2 separate regions of the Mus musculus genome follow, and region 2 is linked to region 1. The links are chromatin loops, found by intact Hi-C in ENCODE. Cell type or tissue: left cerebral cortex. All regions are shown on one strand. Links, peaks and the distances in the headings refer to the core of each region. The heading gives the core; the rest is flanking DNA.

The links. Hi-C counts contacts between places; a loop is a spot of excess contacts. Peaks named below come from ENCODE experiments on the same cell type or tissue, not always from the same donor. Only the 100,000 strongest peaks of a DNase experiment are listed, where the experiment ranks them.
Region 2: it touches region 1 in a loop (2.2-fold over the local background); 11 of 42 quality-filtered maps call a loop at or near these places.

The regions. Positions count from the first base shown.
Region 1 is chr12:111,941,114-111,953,681 of GRCm38, reverse strand. It overlaps 5033406O09Rik (RIKEN cDNA 5033406O09 gene), which reads left to right and starts at 9,200. Exons shown (of 3, transcript NR_029464.2): 1 at 9,200-9,525; 2 at 9,616-9,797; 3 at 10,471-11,691. Gm36757 (a long non-coding RNA gene) reads right to left here and starts at 7,724. Exons shown (of 3, transcript XR_003950158.1): 1 at 7,310-7,724; 2 at 2,365-3,281; 3 at 1-2,034. In left cerebral cortex, for the core only: a CTCF peak has its summit at 6,731 (motif pointing right); a DNase peak (open chromatin) is centred at 6,751; H3K27ac peaks cover 1,239 bases.
Region 2 is chr12:111,893,235-111,901,234 of GRCm38, reverse strand. The region is part of intron 1 of Ppp1r13b (protein phosphatase 1, regulatory subunit 13B); the gene reads left to right. It overlaps LOC115488070 (a small nucleolar RNA gene), which reads left to right and starts at 7,788; the gene lies at 7,788-7,926. In left cerebral cortex, for the core only: no CTCF peak of the experiment used is centred there; no DNase peak of the experiment used is centred there; H3K27ac peaks cover 1,585 bases.

The DNA of each region.
Region 1 (12,568 bases), core at 1,941-9,940:
AGTGTTTGAGCCGATACAGGTCAACCTAGCTTCTTGAGTTTTAGCCACCACAGGCAAGTTTCCAATCTCTTCAGAACCCAGGTTCAGACCCTCCCCTTCTTGACCACCCAAATCTGTTAGATCCCCACCCACTCAGTGTTTGAGCCGATACAGGTCAACCTAAGTCTACTACAGGTGGAAAGTGGGCTGACTCTAGGCTCACGTGTACACATGACAGCCTCTGACTCCACTCCCAATCTTCTTTATCTCCCCACTTGTCAATAAAAGCAGCTGGGAGCACGAAGAAGAGTGAAGCCCAGGGCCCACAGGTAGCCATCCTGAGATGGCCTCTCTCAGGAGCTCATGGTGCCCAGATCTACTGACAGGTCACAGGATCCTGGGTCCTAGTTCTGTGGCTGGCCCCTGAATCCAAACAAGTTGTCTCTGTTACTTTTCTATGGCCATAATGAGACACCATGAGCAAGATAAACTTTAGAAGAAAGTACTTAATTGGGGGCTTGCTTATAGTCTGAGAGGGTGAGTCCTTACCATCATGGAGAGGAGCGTTGTGGCAGGCAGGCATCGTGCTAGAGCAATTGCTAGGAGCTTTTGTAGATCTTATCTGCAAGATGCAGGAAGAGAGATGGAGACTGGACCTAGCATAGGCTTTTGAAACCTCAAAGCCAACCACCTGTGACATACCTCCTCCAACAAGGCCACATCTTCGAACCTTTCCAAGAACCAAATATTCAAATCTATGAGCGAACAGGAACTGTTCTCATTCCAACCACCACACAGTCAAGGAAAGGACAGCTCTCTGTTGCTCTGAGGGCTTCTGACTTGCTTCCTTCCACACCTCTTCCTGAGTCTGTCTCCTGGTGCCCTCCTGTGCCCGCCACAGAGGATGGCATTGTGCAGTGACCTCCATGATGCCCACATGTCATTTACTTATATCATCCTCCTGCAAAGTGATTCCCTCCTCTTTTTCTGGTCCAAATATCCACGCAGGGGCAAGTCAATAGCCTTGTCATCTTTCTGTACTTAGCGATAGGTCTCTAGCAAGCCAAGGACAAACTTCCCTGGGGCAGAGGTCTCCCATGGTCCAATCAGAGCAGGCAGTAGGAAGAGAGATGGCTTCCTTTCCTCCCCGTGGATCCTACACAATCTCTGTCCAAAGTCTTCATCTAGGTTTCTAATGATTGACATGTAAAACTATGTGCAGTAGCTATTCATTTACTTTTGAGATGTCAGGGATGGAACCCAGCGCCTGCCACATGCCAGACAAGGACCCTGCCAGCAATCACCACGCCTCACTCCGTGCAGTTTTACTTAAGTTCTAAAGACTGACAGGTCATGGTATGTCAGCCATTGCCTCTGATCTAGAAGACTAGGCTTAGACTTGGGTAGCAACAGTTAATGGTGGGAATGGAGCTTGGGGCTGGGCACCGTGGCACTGGACAGCCTATTCCCACCCAAAGCACACGATGACTGCCTTCTCCCAAGCAGCTGGTGTGGATGCAGGGGAATGGACAGGCAGGTTCCTTGCCTTGGCAAAATAAACATCCCCTTTGCTGGGCCTCCATTTCATTCCGCTTCCCCTGCCTCTTGGAGAAGCCTGCAGTGGCCACTGTGTCTGTTCTCAGATTCTGGTAATGGCCAGCCATAGGCGCTCCTGAGGCTGGTCATCCCCTGGGCAGATGTAGCCATCCCTTCCCTCCAGGAAATTAGTTCAGAACTCAACAGCCAGTATCCAATTGCCTGTTAAAGAGTAACTTACACCCCATATTACACTTGAGCCCGGGAGTAAATATCCAGGGGAAGTGTTTATTCTCGTACATGAACAAAGCATCTTTGTTTGCTGGCTGTGCCAGCACCAGGCTCTGGATCACGGGATCCAGCTGGCTGAGGCCTAGGGAACATTTATCCTCATGGTGTCTCAGTTAACCCTTGCAGATGGGTATATCCCACAGGCCTTTTCTCTCACTGGTGGGGGGCTGACACGGCTGATACGTCATCAAGGAGACAGGAAGGCATTGCTCTCTTCCTGCCAAGACCCTATAAGAGGAGGTAGGGAAGGGGACATTAGGGGGATTCGTCCCTGTCTGGAGCAGCTGATTCTCTGGAAGGAACTTGGAGGAAAGATACCAGTGTCCTTTAACGGATCCAGGTAAACTCATCTCTTCCACCTCCCCTGGGGTCTCTCAATGTCCCAGCGCTCAGCCTTGGCTGCTCCGCCAAGACTCTGAGAGAGCTCTGTTTAAGCACATCTATTCTGGGCCCCAGCCTAGAATTCAGCTCCTGGAGTGAATCTGGTCAATGTTGTCAACAGAAAGCTCCTTGGTGGCTTCAGAATATTAGGGCAGAAGGGAACAATATGGAGGATACCGAAGAGAAGATGTGCCATCAGGTGATGACTACATGGAGGCTCGTCACAAGCTCTGGTCCTTCTCCGAAAAAGCTCCACATGGAAACTTCTTCCCACAGCACAGTGTCTTCAAACACTCCCTTAAAGACGGAGACGGCGGTCACTGCTGAGATCAGATGGGACTGAGACAATGCAGGCAGGCACGAAGACCCGGGTAGGAAGGGCTGGGGGAATCTCAGTGGTCAAGAGCACTTGTTCTTGCAGAGGATTCTGTTTCGGGGACCCACATGGCAGCTCACGCCTGTGGATCTGGCACACTCTTCTGCTCACCACAGGCACCACATGCATAAGATGAAAACGCCCATGTGCCACCACCTCCTGCATTTCCAAGACCGTGTACGTAGCTTTAGTTCAGTGTCGAGAAGATGCCAGACCCACCTTACTCGTTATATGCAGAGAATGGCAAGTGTCCACACTGCCCTGGACCCCATCCTCAGCTCCCCAGCTGGCATCTCCTTCCTGGCAGCTGCCAGGACCGTGCTGCATGACCCTCTAACATCCCCAACTATAACGCATAGCTGCAAGCTACCCTGAAATGGCCTGTTGTTTACATATGAGGTCAGAAACTGTTAGCTTCCGTGTTGGCATCTGTCTTAAAAGCAAAAGCAAACATCAGGTGGACAATGTTTCAAGCCACATACCCTGCTCTTGCTGGCAGAACCACAGCCATGTTGGAGGCTCGCACTTCAAATCCCCTTCATAGGCTGCATTCTTCAGTCAGTCTTTTTGCTCTAAGGACGATGGAACTGTATCTGTACAGCAAGGCCACCAAGCCCAACAGCTGCCCAGATAGCAGCTAACAGAGCACAGAGCTCCAACTGTTTAGGATGAATCATGAGCCGTGATGATAAATTCATGCTTCACCAAAGAAAAGTATCTAAACATTTGAAGATGTAAGTATTGGAAAAGATTTCACAATATTAATGCTGTGAAATTTTGAAAAATATAAAAAAGGAAAAACAAACCTTGAGTCTTATTAACATACTGAGCAAATGCCAGATCTAGTGAAGAATGCTGGCCCTAAATTACTTGATTTAAAAGGACAAGTGGGCGAGCGGTTGCTGAGCTGGCTCAGGAGGTGAGGGTGCCTGTGCCTGCAGCCAAGCCTGACGACCTGAGACTGAGGCTCACTTGGTGGAAGGAGAGAACCAGTCCTCTGAGCGCCACTCCTATACAGTGCTCTCTCTCTCTCTCTCTCTCTCTCTCTCTCTCTCTCTCTCTCTCTCTTTCTCTCTCTCTCCCTCCCTCTCTCTCTCTCTCTGAAATAAATAAAAACATTTATATGAATAGTGAAATATGAAAAAAATTAAAGGGTTTTAAAGACCCTGGGGAAAAGAATTTTTAGCAAAATACAAAATTCAGGCATCCCTTTCTTGAGCCTTATAATTCTTTACTGTGAAATGGCTTAGGGCGGCTGTCCTACTTTAAGTAACAGAGTTGAGAGCTGAGCGAAGAAATGTAATTTGGATTATAAAATTCTGCTGTAACAAAAATTTCTTTAAAACGAAGAAGAAAAGCTTGTGGGAGTCCAGCTAGTATGGCCAGCCCCAAGGTTCCCAAGGCCCACTGAGCAGTGGACCAGGATTACAAGGAACCCTCAGGCCCACACCATAGCTGAGGGTGAAGGTGGCCCTTACCACTGGGCACCTGTGGCTTTGTGTAGCTAGTGGTCTCCAAGGAGACTGAAACAAGGTAGTCCAGTGGAGCCAGCCCTGGGGAACCAGGCCAACAACACTGCCCGGTGCTGGGGATGGCCTTAGCCTGAGTCAGTCAAACACCAGGGATGGAGGCAGGTCAGCTGAGGGAGGCCCATTTCTGAAGAATGGAGTAAGACCATGGTCTGCCAGATGCCTGGATTTACTATTTCAGGCTGGCAAATGGTAAGCAACCTTGAATCAGAAGGAAGCCAGGCTTAGGACACAGGTGAGCATCTCCAGCACTTCTCTTCTGACGGATGCTTGCCCTAATTACCACGTTGGCCCCTTTGACCAAAGGGCATATCACATATCACACCCCACCCACCTGGCAAGCCTGCCCTTTCTATAACAGCGTATACCTGGCCCTGACATGGGTCCTAGGGGACAGATACCCAGTAGAGAGGCCACTCCACGCTGGTGAGGTAGGAGGATTGGCATTTCCCCGTAGGAGTAGGGGTGAGAACACCTAGGAGCAGCCAGTACAGAAGTGGGTCAGAGTTGATATCCTGGAGCGCAAGGTCCAGCTTTGCAAACCCAGCCTGGCCAGCAGAGGGGCCTGGTGTCTGAAAGGGAGAACATGTGGCCAGATATCATGCCTCAATAACTCCTCCAGGTCCCAGAGTGCTTATGTGCCATCCCCAAACCCAACACAGCTGGCGTCACAACATTCCCCAGCATCCCTTGCTGCCCTGTGGCTGGGGTCCTGGTCATCATTCCTTGCTGCCAGGTCAAGCCTGCTCCTCCTAGCCCTCTCCCAGACCCTGAGCCAATCAATCCAACACACACACACACACACACACACAGAGCCCCAACCTTCTCATAGATAAAATGGGGTCATGATTGCTGCGGAGGACATGGCTGTAGATGGGGCCCTTTGCAGCAGGGACAGGCTCTAAAGTCAGTTCCTACAAACTGAAGCAATAAGAGCTCCAAGAGAGACCTGCAGAGGCGGGCTGTATGCACCGTGATACCATGATTTAAAACCTGCACATATTAGCAGACATTGTGGCTCACCTCTTTAGTCCCAGCACTGGGGAGGCAGAGGCAAGGTGGATCTCTGGAGTTCAAGTCTAGCCTCGTCTACATAGGAAGTTCCAGGCTAGCCAGGACTACACAGTGAGAATCTATCTAAAAACAAACAGCACTAACAAAAAAATCCATCCACATATGTAAATAGTACAAAATGAATCCAAAACCAGAATAGTGAATGCATCCTGAAGAGGGGACGAGATCAGATGGGACTTGTCAAGACGAACTTTAAATTTATGGCCAATGCTTCAGTTTTTACAAAACTATACTCAAGAATTACTATGCGGCTTTCTGTCCTCATTTTATTTGCTTTGTGTTGTTGCTGTTTGCAGATAGGATCTTCCTCTGAGTAGCCTGGGTGATTTGTATGTACACTGTCTAGCCTAGCATTAAACTCATGGCAGCCTCCAGCCCCAACCTCCCCAGTACTGACATCATGGGTATGCACCACCATGCCTGGCTTCCCATGTGATCTTAAACAATAAAATGTAAAGTAACATTTTATTGCAAGTTTGTAGAGAGATTGGCACCCTTGGAGTCTAATAAGGTCACCTTACGGCTACCCTAGCTCCTCTCATCTCTAAGCCTCTGGGCAAGGAGTGCACACAGTGCTGCCTATATGCTGACCTCAGGCTAGCCTCTATGTCAGCTGGGTCTGGGGAAACTCTGGCCCCATGGGAGTTTCTGGAAGAGCCAAATGCCAGGGCTCCACCAAGTATTTCTTTTACATTGGGAAGACCCCCAAACAACGATCATGTTTTCCATCCCAAACACTAGAGGAGTTCCCATCAAAGGAAAAGACGTATCAGATCAAAGCGAACAAGGTGACAAAATCCTCAGCTAAACCAACGGAGTCTAGTACACTGGCTCCTAAAACCAAAAGAGTCTAGCACAGTGGTTCCTAGTGGCAGGGAAGTAGCAGAAAGCAGATAAGCCCAGGGTCTCTCCAGACACCCGCCACACACTTATGGCCTCAGTGCTTAAAGGACCCTTCCTGCATGCAGTGCCTTTCCAAGCCCCACAGGCAGACCTCCCTGATGGGTAGCCAAGCTTTTCCAATGTGCTCTGCCCAATCCTTCCTCCAGGTCCAAATTCTCTGGCCTCTAAGCCAGCCAAGTGTACCCACTATCTACCCCTTTCCTGTGGTCACAACCAGCAAACACTCCCAGAAGACTACCCCAGGCCGGACCCCACAACCCAGCCTCCCCACTCACCCATAGGCTCCGGTGGCCTCTCCAGATCTGTCATCTTAGTCCTAAAGATCCCACTGTGACTAGGAGTACATCTGTCTAGGTGAGCCTATGGTGTGTCCTTCCCAGGAGAGCATCGTGAAAGGCGAGTTCCGGGGCCACCCTCCCAGGAGACCTCAGGTGCTGCCCAGTGACCCCTGGGCTGAGGAAGCTGAGGAAAGGTTGCAGTTGAAAAGGGACAACAGTATGGTCACAATTGAGGGAGGGTGCCATGGTGGCTTTGGAGGGTGCTGGAGACAATACAAGGCTTACAATGGCCTCACCAGAAGGCAAAGGTCTAAGAAGCTGCCTGACAGACGGGAGGGATACCAAGTACCAGACAGGTGGAGCCTAAAGCAAAGATGTCCCCAAGAGGGCAGTAGAAGACCAGTGCCTAGGCCAAGGCCTGTCTGAGAGGTAGCCAGGAAAAAAAGGAAGTGCTGGGCCCAGACCTAAGTGTCACAGGAAGAGCTCTCAACTCCTGAGCCCAGCTGAAAGGCTCCCTGGTTGCTTCCACTTTCCAGACCCCAGCCTGGACCTGATGCCCGTGTAGCACATAGATGAAAGACAGCACACTCTACTGGAGTCCTGTCCAGGGTTAACAGTCCTCAACTGCAGATGAGGTGGCAATACCAATCAGCAAGGTAGTGTATGACCATATGACAGTGAACTTAGGTGACTGAAGTCCCTCAGGACACAACAGTCTGGGATAGGTGAGAATGGAAATCAACTTAAAACCAGGGAGAGAGACAAGAAGGCTACCCTGCTGCCCCAGCAGTCTAGGAGAGAATGGGTATCCGAGCTGTGCAGACTGTGGAAGCCCCACTCTGCAGGAAGAAGGTCTCCCTAGGAGACAGCAACAGATGCCACAGACTGGCCCTGGCCATGCTCATCCCGCTTTCAGGGACCCATGAGTCCCTCCTCCCCCAGCCCCACCTAGATGAGGATACAGGAGAGCCAGGCTCAGTGATGACTCCGGGAGCAGAAGGAAGTCCTGAGTCACCCTGGCCGGGAGCAGGAAGTGGTTATCACCAGAACCAGCACTCCCAAAGCCCAGGAAGCCAGAGTGTGACGTCACAGCGGTGATGTCACCAGCCAGCAGGGATAGGAAGCATCTGCCAGGTCCCCAGCAGCCAGCCCTGTGCTTCTCCGTTCATCCTCTGTCCCTCTGTCCACCATGCGTGCTGTAGTTTACCCTGGGCACCGTGGCTGGCTGGGAATAGCTGAGTGAGGGCCTTGTCTAGTCTAGTAGGACACAGTGTGTGGTTCAGAGCTGGCAGGCGGGGCCTGGGCGGCTAGGGGGCGGGGCCGTGCCTGGGACCGCCCTCAGGAAAGGCCTCACTGAGCAGTTGGTGGTGTCTGCTTTGGGGCTTTGCAGGGCTGTGGGCCAGAAAAGATTCCATTATGAACTGTAAGCTTTTGTGAATGTGGAAGGTTTGTAACTAGTTAGGCATTCTTTCCCACCCCCCCTTCCCGCCCAACCCCATCACACATACAATGGAGGTGGCTCTGGTCTCAAAGTTCCTTGGGAAGCCAGGTTCCCAGATGAGAACCAGAGTTGAGCAAACAAGTTCCAGGGGATATGAGGGAGGGGGACCTGGTGAAAGCCTGGCAGTGTCCGCGGGCACCTTTCCGTGGAGTTCTCAGACATGTCGCTATTGCACCCTGCTCTGTGCCTGCATGCTCCTCTGTGTTCAGAGAAGTGAGGAGGAAGAGGAGGATGCCCTCTGGGCTGAAGAGGAGTAGCTAGGGGTGCCACTTAGTGGAGCTTGGTATGAGGGCTGCCCCGAGGCCTGACCTGCTTCCATGGCTGGGGCATATCAAGGACAGCACGGGAAGCGGGCTTAGCCTTTACTTCTGGCAGGGGCAGCCTCCTACAGCCTCGCAGTGGGTGAGGACCCCATCCAAGGACGGTATGCAGGGACTGAGTGCCCCCTCAGTCTCTCCCTCAAGGCCCACGTGCAAGCCATCAGGAGTCTTCCCCCCAGGGTTCATTCAGCTTTGGGATACATCAGGTCTCCAGAGCGACCTGGAAGAGTGCCTGGCCCTCACTCCCACCCCTACATCCCACACAGGAAGCATCTGGGGAAACAAGATAAGCAGCATGCCGGGTGGTCACAGCAGCTGGGGGTGGGGTGGGGGGAGGGCAGGCCGGCTGGGTCAGCAGCTCTCTTGTCCAGCTCTTACCCAGACCTACCCTACAGTTCACACCGAGCGAGGCTCCCCAGAAGTGTGTCGTGGATGGTCTTCAGGTGGGGAAGGACTGGGGTTCATGGCATTTCTCTCTACCAGGGTCTTAGTTGAGCTGTGATTTTAGTAAATTATGATTGGGCAAGTCATCCCATCATGAGGTGGCACCAACAACAACATCGCCCACACACACTGGTGCCTAAAGGACTTTATCACTCGGCCACATCACCTCTATAACCAAAAAAATAACAAGGCACTTCAAAACCAATAAAGTGACAGTCCCCAAGCCCAGCGGGCTGCAGATGATATCTTATCAGGGCAGAGTTGAACTCCCATTCGGGTCAGGGTCCAGAGGCTCCAGGCTACCAGCCTCACAAGGGTTGTGACCTTGGTGACCAGTCTCATGGGCCTCCAGGGAGGCTACCTGGTGACTCAGCCTCTTCCTACAGCCCTGTAAATAGCCAGAGTCCATCCACACGGAGGCTGTGTGAAACTGCCTCCACCAGGAAGGGAAGTTTTAACTGGCCCAGAACCCCACAAAGCCCCAAAGCAGACACCACCAACTGCTCAGTGAGGCCTTTCCTGAGGGCGGTCCCAGGCACGGCCCCGCCCCCTAGCCGCCCAGGCCCCGCCTGCCAGCTCTGAACCACACACTGTGTCCTACTAGACTAGACAAGGCCCTCACTCAGCTATTCCCAGCCAGCCACGGTGCTCAGGGTAGACCGCAGCACGCATGGTGGACAGAGGGACAGAGGATGAACGGAGAAGCACAGGGCTGGCTGCTGGGGACCTGGCAGATGCTTCCTATCCCTGCTGGCTGGTGACATCACCGCTGTGACGTCACACTCTGGCTTCCTGGGCTTTGGGAGTGCTGGTTCTGGTGATAACCACTTCCTGCTCCCGGCCAGGGTGACTCAGGACTTCCTTCTGCTCCCGGAGTCATCACTGAGCCTGGCTCTCCTGTATCCTCATCTAGGTAGGGCTGGGGGAGGAGGGACTCGTGGGTCCCTGAAAGCGGGATGAGCATGGCCAGGGCCAGTCTGTGGCATCTGTTGCTGTCTCCTAGGGAGACCTTCTTTCTGCAGAGTGGGGCCTCCACAGTCTGCACAGCTCGGCTCCCCATTCTCTCGTGAAGGTAGGCCAGGAACTGGGTTTCCTAATGAGTGACCAGGAAAACGGAACTTTCAAGGGGCGTGTCTGTTTAATGAGGAATCAGCCTGAATGGAAGCCAACCCAGTGCCTTTCCAGGTAGGCAGGCCAAGGCCAGAGGAAGGAAAGCTGGGTCTCTGTTGGAGCAGGAGGGCAATATGGCTTAGGCTTGGGGAGAGAACACAGGTGCCACCGTAGCCACAGTGTCCATGAGCCCCATCCCCCACCATGCTGGCCAAAAAGAAACAATTGATGAACAGAAGGGAGGAAAGATGCCTCCAGCAAAATCAGGCAGGAGGAGACCAGAGCTGTCATTGCGCTCTCTGTCCCCAGCAGGCCGAGCTCGCACTGTCATGGGGTGGAGGAGGCTCAAGCCGCCCTAATTAGAATATCAGTTAGACCCTGCTTTTCCTGACCTGCTGCTTCGAAAGCTAATTCTTTGTGCTTCCACAAGGCAGGCCCTACAGGGACAGAGGGGCTTAGGAGGCACAGCCAGAGGGCTCAGGCTCTCAAAACCCAGGTCTGCCTTGCAGGGCCAGTTTTGGGCCTTTAGTCTGGGATGGACAGACGGCTGGCCATCCTCATGAATCGCCATGGTGCCCAGTCTGGACGGTCCATGCGGCCCAGAGCAGAGGGAAGGGGGCTCAGCAGTGATGAAGATGGCTACAGGAATGTGCAGGCCCAGCCTCCTGTGGTGGGGAGTCCAGAGCTGCTCAGACTGACTGGAATTCCTGTTGCTCATGCACGCTTCTGGCTTCTTTTTCGGTTCTAGGTACAAGCTGTTGTCATGAAGCCTGGAGTTTTTCCGAGATGCCAGAGGCAGCAGCGCAGTGCTCTTGTTTCTCATCTAAACCTGTCCCTTTCTCAGAACAGAGCCCGCGTGTGTGATTCCTTCGTGGTCCCAGAGCGGGTCATCTTGCTTGCAGGGTAGCCTTGGGGCACCACTGCTTGTCAGGGTTGAGCAGAAAGGCAGACCAGAATCCTCTGAGTCCCCCTCCCACTTCCAGCTGGTTGACTGACATTCCACCCGACCAGAAGGAACCAGAGGAGGAAGAAGGCCTGAGAAACTGGAGGGAGGCTGCTCAGGCGGTTCTGTAGAATGTTCTAGAATACCTAGAAAAAAAAAAATAAAGCACCCAACAGGCTGAAGCAAGGAAATTACTGTAGGTAGTGAGTTCTTGGCCAGCATGGGCTACATGGGTGTAACTCTGCATAGAATAACCAACCAACCAACCAACCACCAAGGCTGGAAAACTGGCTTGGCAGTTAAGGGCAAGTCCTGCTCTTGGAGAGGACCCAAGTTTAGTGCCCAGCATCTACACCGGGTGGTTCACAACCACCTGCATCTCTGGAGAACACAAAAACTTCTTTTTCGTGTGTGGTTTTGTTTGTTTGCTTGTTTGAGACAGGGTCTCCTTGTAGCCCACCTGTACTGGAATTCACTCTGTAGACCAAGCTGGTCTAGAACTCAGATTTGCCAGCCTCCTGAGTGCTGGGATTAAAGGCATGCGCCAGCACTGCCCAGCTTCGACAATGTCTTTTGGCCTCCATGAATACTTTAAGTCATATGTGTGCACACACGAGAACACATGTGCTCTTGCACATACACACTCACACACACCAATAAAAATCTTAACAAGAAAAAACCATCCCGAGCACTAATTCTTAGGGCCTGGACTTTGGGTTGGGGAGCCAGGTTTGCACTGCAGCGGGGCTGGCCCTCACTTCCAGGCTGGGGAAGCTATCCAGCTCTTCCAGCTTCTCCTCAAATGGGCCACGGCCATGGTAGAAGACAGACCTCCTTCATGCAGCAGCACGGAAGCCAGCTCTGGAAACACCTACCCGGGGAAGGGAGGGATCCAGCTCCAGGGGCTGCCTTAGGAAGGCAGGACGACTCGCCTGAGATCACACAGGACCATCAGGACCGTCGCAGGGTCTGTAGATATATGTGTATTTCTCCTGAAATCGGGGAAAATAAACTCATTTTCTGAGGAAAATGTTTATAAATGTGTGATGTTGACATATTTGTCTTTCTAGTGTTACATAGCAGACTGGGAATCACAATGGAGGCGCTCACACGTGTCACTCACTGACAGACTTTGCCAACCCCAAACCAGCTGTTATCTAACCTAAGTGACTGGAAGCTAACCAATCAGTATGTCTCCACCGCTCCCTATCCCTGTCTCCTCTACAGGAAAAATAACTTTGAGATAAACCATTCTGATTTGGGGGATGTGCCTGTTCTGTTGACCTTTCTCCAAACTTAAATCCAAAACCGCAGGACACTGGCACACGAGTAGGTTTTATTTTTATGAAATGAGGTTCTGCTCCATTCTGTAAATGGAAAGTAAATCCAATTAAGATCTTGACACTTAAATTTGCTGTAACTTGGGCTGGCAAGATGGCTCAGTGGGTAAGAGCACTGATTGCTCTTCCAAAGGTCCTGAGTTCAAATCCCAGCAACCACATGGTGGCTCGAAACCACCGGCAATGAGATCTGATGCCACTCTTCTGGCAACAGAAGACAGCTACAGTGTACTTATTTATAATAATAAATAAATCTTTGGGCCAGAGTGAGCAGGGACTGAACGAGTAGAGTTGACCAGAGTGAGCAGAGGTCCTAAAATTCAATTCCCAACAACCGCATGAAGGCTCACAACCATCTGTACAGCTACGGTGTACTCACATACATAAACAAATAAATCTTTAAAAATATAAAACTTGCTATAACTTTGGATTTTGACAACAGCAATGCAGGTGGCCCTACCACCAGGGTGGTCCCTGGGCTCCTGGCCCACATAGGACCTAATTAATTGAAATTGGTGGGGTGGGCTGCCCTGCCAGGACATTGGAGCCACCTCGGTAGGAAG
Region 2 (8,000 bases), core at 1-8,000, 51 kb after region 1:
GGTGGGGTTTGGTGCCTTGAAGCGCTGTTGCCATAGTTATTTCACAGACTGTGCTTCTAGGGCCCAAGAACTGGTATAATCAGGTTCTATTGTGACACTTTCTTGGCTTGATTGTCTTGCTTTATTTTGCTGCAAAGATAGCTTTATGACTGTTGTACATACTAATTGATAAGCAAAGGCTGCTGCTACTAGATCTTATAAAATAAGAATGTGAGGTGACATCATGAAGAACAATGAAAGGCTTGAAAACTGAGAGCAGTTTTGTTAAGCTTAATAAATGAAATCTAAAATATGAATGTACACTTCAGTGCAGGGTGCTATTGGCATTTTGGTATGTTTACAGGAAGTGTTAACTGAAGATTTGGCATAGCCACGATTGATAGCATACGCCATGATTGTCACCATCATAGTTCAAGCACATGCAAAGGCCCCGTGGTGGGAGTGTGCCCAGTATTGCTGGACACGTAGGGAGGCCTGTGAGCTGAGCAAAGTGAGTGAGGGAGTACTGGAAGAGACTGGGTTAGGAAAGTGATGGTGTTCATGATGGGTGAAGAGGTGGGGTGGGTGATATAACTGATGTAATAGTGTCTTCAGGATCAGTGAAGGGAGAAGGAGTTTTTTGTTATAAGAAATGAAACATGATCTCCTTAATGTATCTTAAGTAGTTCTAAACTTCAGGCATTGCTAAACTGACTTTACTACGTTAGGAAAGCATGTGGGGGGTCTTGGGTAAATCTCAAACTCACAGAGATTCTCCCTCCTCTACTGCGCAAGTGCTGGGGTCACAGGTGTGTGTCACGATGCCTGGATCCTTCATTTGCTAAGTTAAAGATAACGTTAACTGTAGGATTGGTAGGATCTCCTAACTTATATAAAAGGTACCTGGCACTTAGTAAATGCTCAGAAGCATACATATAGCCTGCTATGGTGCTGTGGTGGTTTGCTTTTTTAAACTGTGTGTGTGTGTGTGTGTGTGTGTGTGAGAGAGAGAGAGAGAGAGAGAGAGAGAGAGAGAGAGAGAGAGAGAGAGAGAGAGAGAAAGAGAGAGAAAGAGAGAGAAAGAGAGAGAGAGAGGGAAGAAGGGAGAGAGAGGGAGAAAGAGAGAGTCTATGAAAATATGAGACTCTGGGTATGTAAATGCCACAGTGTACATGAAGCAGTCAGAGGCCAGCTTTCCAGAGTCATTCCGTTCTTCCACTCTGGGCTCTGGGCATCACCTGCAGGTCCTCAGGCTTACACAGTGACTGATTTTAGCTGCTGTGCTGGTTGGTTTTTTACCAGCTAGACACAAACTAGGAACATTTGGGGAAAGGGAACCTCAATTTAAAAATGCCTTCATTAGTCTGGCCTGTAGGCAAGTCAGTAGTGCATTTTCTCGATAGTGTTTGATGTGTGAGGGCCCAGCCCACTATGGGTGGTGCCAGCCCTGGGCAGGTGATCCTGAGTTTTATAAGAAAGAACGCAGGCTGAGCAGGCCGTGGAAACCAAGCCAATAAGTAGCCTTCCGTGATACTCTGCTTCAGTTCCTGCTTACAGGTTCCTACCTTGAGTGCCTACCTTGGCTTCCCTTCGTGATGGACTCTAAACTGTAAGCTAAAGAAACCATTTCCTCCCTAAGTGGATTTTAGTTATGGCATTGTATCACATCGATAGAAACCTGCTGAGCCATCTTACTTGTGTGGGTGGTTTTTCTTTTGTAGGTGAGAGGGAATATCATTTATATGCCACTTTTAATGTGTATAAATCAGTGACTTTAGAGTATGACAAGGTGACACTCTGTGGCAGCCATCTCATTTCAGAATAGTTTACCTAGTTCATCTTTGAACTACAGTGAGTATGTATCCCTTATCTGAAGTGCTGACTAGAGTCTCTGATTTACCTCTTATTCCCCTGGATTTCAGAATGTTTCTGTACATGTAAGACTTGGAACTTGAGCTCATGTTTAAGCACAAGATTTGTTTTTTCCCATGCATCATACCTGCAGACTGAAGGAGATTCTGCACGATATTTTTAATATTTTGTCAGATCTGTCACATGGGTCAGGTGTGGAGTCTTCACTTGTGTTTCATGTGATGTTCAGTTTTGAAGTTCAGAGTTTGGATAGGATGCTCAGTTTATATCTGCTGCAGTTGCAGCTCTTAGCAGTTGTGTGTGTTCGTGGCTCCATTTCTGCCTTTCAGGAGAGGAGAGCAGGAATACTCGCATTTTATTTTCTGTTGTGCCACTACCTGATCTAGCAATTGGCACACAGTTGGTATTCCGTAAACATTTGTTGAATGAAGGAAGAGATGACATGCAGGGTATAGTCATCCCATTGTGGGTGTATACGGGTGCGCGGGTGCCTGCAGGAGCAGAGTTTGACCTTCAGGAAGTGCAGCAACCAGTCAGGTTTCCACGGTAGAAGGGTATGTTCTGTACTTGACCTTAGTTAAAAGGCTGGGAAACTGTAGAAGAGTAATTCTGGAGCCAGTGGAGGGTAGAACGTGTGTGGAGAAGGAGAGAAAGAAACTGAGTGCCAAATGAGAGGGCTTAGAGGTAAATGCACGCCACCACCCCTGAAGACCTGAGTGTGATCCCTAAGTCCCTCACGATGGCAGGAGAGAGTCAGCTCCTGACACTTGACTTCCACTGTTGCACTGTGGCACTCTCACAACCCCTTCCCATCTACCACACGGGAGTAAGCAAAATGTAATAATTAAAAAAAAATGCCTTGGAAAAAATGAATGTAGCAAGATCAGTTAAGAGACCAGCTGATTCAGACTTGCCAGAAGAAAAAGGTTCAGTTACAAGTAAGGCTGGTCTGATGGAGTACGAGTGCTTGTGTGAGTGCGTGTGTGTGAGACTTCTTATATGTGTAAGTGTGTGAGTGCATGTGTGTAAGAGTGCTTGTGTGACGTAAGTGCATGTGTGTGTGAGTATGTTTGAGTATGTGAGAGTGCTTGTGAGTGTGTGTGAGTGTGAGTGCATGTGAGCGTGATAGAGGAGGAACAGTGACAGGAGTTGAGGGTGACAGGCTTTCTGCTTCAGCAGCTGGATTTGTCTTCAAGACAGAGCAGATATGCAGCAGTTAGTGTAAGGGGGCTGAGGACGATGTGTTTTCACTGGGCTGTTTGAGATGGTGGCTACTCCAGGTATGGTACTCTTAAATCTGAAGGTCTCAGTGCAGGGCTAACAAGTCTTTCCCTTCAGATTAAGTAGCTTTTAGTGCTGTGTGTTTGATATGAGGGTTGCTGCCTGGGCATCTATACTGTACTGTATACCTCACTTTATACACAGTCAGGTTCTTGAGATGACGAACCCAAGTTTCCCAGATCATGGCTGGACTGCAGCTCTTTCATCTTAGTTATAAAGTACCTAGCTGTTCTATACGCTCGCCTGCCTGCCTGCCTGCTTTCTCTCTCTTTCTCTTTTTCTTTCTCTCAACAGGGTATCTCAAGCTAGTTTAGAACCTGATATATATCATGCATATATATATATTAATATATATACATATATGTGTGTATCTATATTTCAGACTAGCCTTGAACTTGCATCCTCCTATTTTAGACTCTGACTGGAGAAATACTAGTAGAAAGCCACACAGCATGGTAGTTACAAGCTAGGCTTCAGTGCCATGGTGGGCTTCTGATTCTGGCTTTGCCACTCTCTTTTCTGAGGCCTTGGATAAATTATGTAACATCTTTGGGCCTTATCTTCTTCCTCTTTAGTATAGGTGTTTCCTAAGATGGCTGTGTGGCTTGTCAAGCGCTGGAGTGTCAGTATCCATGGTAAGCACTCAGTAAACATTTGCTCTTACGTTTTCTGTTGTATCCAGGAGCCATTGTGGAGATAGGATAGAGACTGCACTCACAGTGTGCTTCCACTCTTCACGCTAGGAGGGCTGGAATGAGATTGTAAAGTCTACCTAGTTGATAGAACACAGAGAACATAGCTTCCTTTTGTTAAAGATGAAAGTTTGCCTGTCTTGTCTAGTATTTCTATTATTCAGACCAACTCAACCAGACCAGTGCAGTTCACCGGGGTTCTGATAAGAGCTGCTTGGCAGCACCTCCCAGACAACCAACCTCACAGGAAACGCCCCTCCCACACTGTGCTTTTTACTTCCTTTAGGACAGTGCCTGCCTGGTGTTTATCTCTGGGCACTCCAGGAAAGCAGGAGTCTGTTTTCCTTTCCCAGTGCAGTATCTTTAGTGCCTAGGACATGGCAAGGCCCCCAGTGGCCTTCAGAAAGTACTGTTTACTGAATGAGCTCAACAGCGTTGGGTGCGTTAATTATACATAGGGTCTGGCCTGCTTGAAATGAGCTCATCATGTAGGATGTAAACAACAGTGCCATGTGAAAAATTCAAGCATGGCAGTACCAGCTGCTGCAGAGCAGGGTGCCAGCAACTATCTTTGCAACCTTCCATGTTGATAAAGGGTTGGAGGCTGGGGGTCAGAGAGAGCTCTGGAAGGATGGAGGTGATGGAGCAGGCCTGTTAGGTAGAAAGGTTGCAAGTCAGAGGCCAAGGTCAGAAATGGAATGCATAATGAGAGAAAGTCACTGGAACTTGAGGCCGGAGGAGGGAGGCGAGGAGGGACTGAGAAAATGTAGGTGGAGGCTAGAGTCTGAGGGCTAACCCTGACTGCATGTGAGTTTGAACTGGATTCTGAGGAAAACATGAAACTGGAAAAGGGGCTTTAAAATGTGTATGTTATTGTGGTAAGGTAAAAGTTACCACGTGATTGTCCAGTTCAGGTGGCAGGGGATGTGTTCACACTGTCCACCATTGCCCATCTACAGTACCTTCCTGTCTTCAAACTAAAACTACGATTGGAGCTTTTAAGTTGAACTGAGTGTCTTCCAGTTAAAGCTGGTATGACTGGAGTTGGAGAAAGGAGTCGTTTGAAGTAAAGACAGAGTATGAGCTGAGCCATCAGCATAGTTGTCAAAGTCCTTTAAACTCTCAGGATCTTCATTCTTTTGTGTGAGACCACTACAGTTTACCCAGCTTGGCAAGGTTAGGTGCTGCAGCATGGAAGCTGGATACAGAGAGTTGCAGGGCTCCATCTCAGCCTGGAAGTCATACAATGGCACGGCTTCAGCACGCTGGGAGGCTGTAATCTGAGGTCTAAGGGGCAGCCTGACTTGTTGGTACCTGAGGCGTGATTATAGAGCACACAGGGTATAGTTAAAGCTCCTTATGCTGCCTGAGTCATCAGAAAGGGGTAAACACTGTCAGTGATGTCTAGAGATGATGCACTGTCGAGTGCTGTGTGCAGTAGGACACGATGGAACTACAAGTCTCATTTTTCAGTGTCCAGGAGCTGAGCAGAAAAGTAAAAAGATTCAGTACAATTAACCCATCATATCCAAAGCATTTCAGCATACAGTATTGAAGTATTAATGACATATTAAATTCCTCGGCTGAGTCTCAAATTCCAGAACATGCTTTACACATAAAATTTACCTCAATTCATGCTAACCATGTTCTTTAAAAAAAAAAAGATTTATTTATTTATCTATTTATTTATTATTTATATGTAAGTACACTGTAACTGTCTTCAGACACTCCGGAAGAGGGCATTTTGATCTCATTACAGATGATTGTGAGCCACCATGTGGTTGCTGGGACTTGAACTCAGGACCTTCTGAAGAGCAGTCAGTGCTCTTAACCACTGAGCCATCTCTCCAGCCTGTTAACCATGTTTTTAAGTTCTCAGTAGCCATGTGGTGTGGTTTAGGTAAAAGAGCTACCATCCTGTAGTTTTAATTCCTTAAAGTCCATGGAAGGGCTTTGGTTTGCCTTTTTTTTTAAAAAAAAAAAAACCTGGAACTTGCTATGTAGACTAGGCTAGCCTCAAAATCAGAGATCCACCTGCCTTTACTTCCTGAGTGCTAGGATTGAAGGCTTGTACCACCATGCTGGGCCTGGAAGGGCTTTTATTATAGTTGTTAACATTTGCTTTGATGTTTGATGTTGTAGGATAGTGAAGTAATGAAGGAATATATTTGGGGAGGAAAGACTCTCATGTCCTACCTAGCAGTGTGATCTTGGGTGAATTACTTAATTTCCTTGTCTCAGTTTCCTAATATATAGAGTGAACATCATAGTGTAGGAGTTAGGATTAACTGAACTGCTGCAGTGTAAAGACCCCACAAGATCTGGCACATAACAAGCACTAAGGTATGCTCCGAAATGCTTAATGGTTTTGTGTCAGTTCATTTCAGACATTTTTGCTAAGGAGATTGCTTTAGATAAGGGCTTACCAAACAAGTTTTCACAGGTGAAAGAAATGTTACATTATCCTTTTATAAGGATTCTTTTTCATTGGTGTCTTCGGACAACTAATTTTCAATAAACAACTGTTGTTTGCTACAACATTTGAGTCTACCCCAACAACTATAGGAATAGTATAATTAATGATTAAATGATTTAGGATTCTAATTAAGGTATAGGAAAATTTGAAGGGATGATTTAATCAACATTTAATTGCCAGTACTGTTATAATTAAGCTACTCTTTCTCTCTGAAATACTTCATTAGCCCTACTGTGTCTGGGGAGACTTTCTAGTTTTCATTTTTCTGATTTTTCAATTAGTATATTTTAACACACTGGATTATTTTGAGTTTTACTTTCTATTCTTTGTAAATGAAATATGAGAGAATAGCAGAAATAAGATCAGAGTGTAAAAAGATGACCATTTAGCAGGAAGGCAGGAGAGGAGGCCCTGTGTTGTTTTGCAGAGTGAGACAGGCAGGGTGGATAACCATGCCATGGTGTGGTTGATTGTCTGGTCAGTGTATCCAGACTGCTGTGCCTAATAAGGCCATCTTGGCAGACTCCTTGCCGCCTGGCTCTGCTTTGCTCTCTTCTCTGTCAACTGCAGCACTGCCTGTCCAATCCCCCATTCCTGTCCACAACTAACTCCTTTCCTGCCCAGCCTACTTGTTGCTTCCTTTGGGAAGTCTTTTCTGATCCTGGAGTCTGGGCTCCTCCCCATGGGATCTCTTGGCACTTGGCAACTCCACATTGTAGTTCTCTGTTCTCTTAGGTCTCAGGTCCAGTGAGGAAGTAAGCCTTGGGCCAGTCTTTCTGACCTTGTATGTCCAGAGTCTGGCTCAGGGCCAGGTTGGACTCAGTAACATTTTCCTAAATGAATAGAGAGTGAGCCTGCAAATGTACCCAATTTATGTTATATACAAAGTAGCAGTTTGTTTTGTGTGAGTATTGATGTTTCCTGCCTGTTGTACTATAAGCTTTGCCACAAAGAGACAAGAAAACTTGGTAGTCTACTCTTAATCTTTTTATATGAATGTTTACCTGTATAATTGAATATACTTCAGATATCTCAGTTAATAGAGAAAAGCCTATGGTCCAGTTGGTTTCCTGTCCTTTTGGAGAATTTCCAGGAATAGATACCTGACCCTGAATGGCTTGGAAGGGAGAGTGGGACTTTTAAAAGTAACAGTAGGGGCTGGAGAGATGGTTTAGGGATTAACTCCATTTCCTGGGGATCTAACGCCCTCTTTGGACTTCTTTTGGGCACTGGGAATGCACTTTATGCTCAGTCAGGCAAAACACACACAAACTATGTATGTATGTATGTTTATGTTAAATATATATTAAAAGTAGTAGTAGCAGCTGAGTGTGGTACCCACATCTTTAATCCCATTACTCATGAGGCAGAAAAAGGGTCTTTGTGAGTTTAAGGTCACCTTAGTCTACATAGTGAGTTCCATACCAGCCATAGCTACAAAGTAAGACCCTGTCCTTAAAAAGAAAAAGAAAGAGAAAAAGAAAAATAGCCCTTGGCAATGGGCAAAGAGACACCTTGTTGATGCTGGTGTTCTTAGTCAGGGGCAGAGTAGATGGCAGTCCTTTGTTCATCCTAGCCTGATGCCTGGCTTGGAGGCCAAAGCTGTCTTACGCCTAGGACATATAAAAATCAATTCAAATCAAAACCAGGTAGCACAGTTGGAGGAGGAAGACAGAGAGACCTGTGGATGACTACACCAC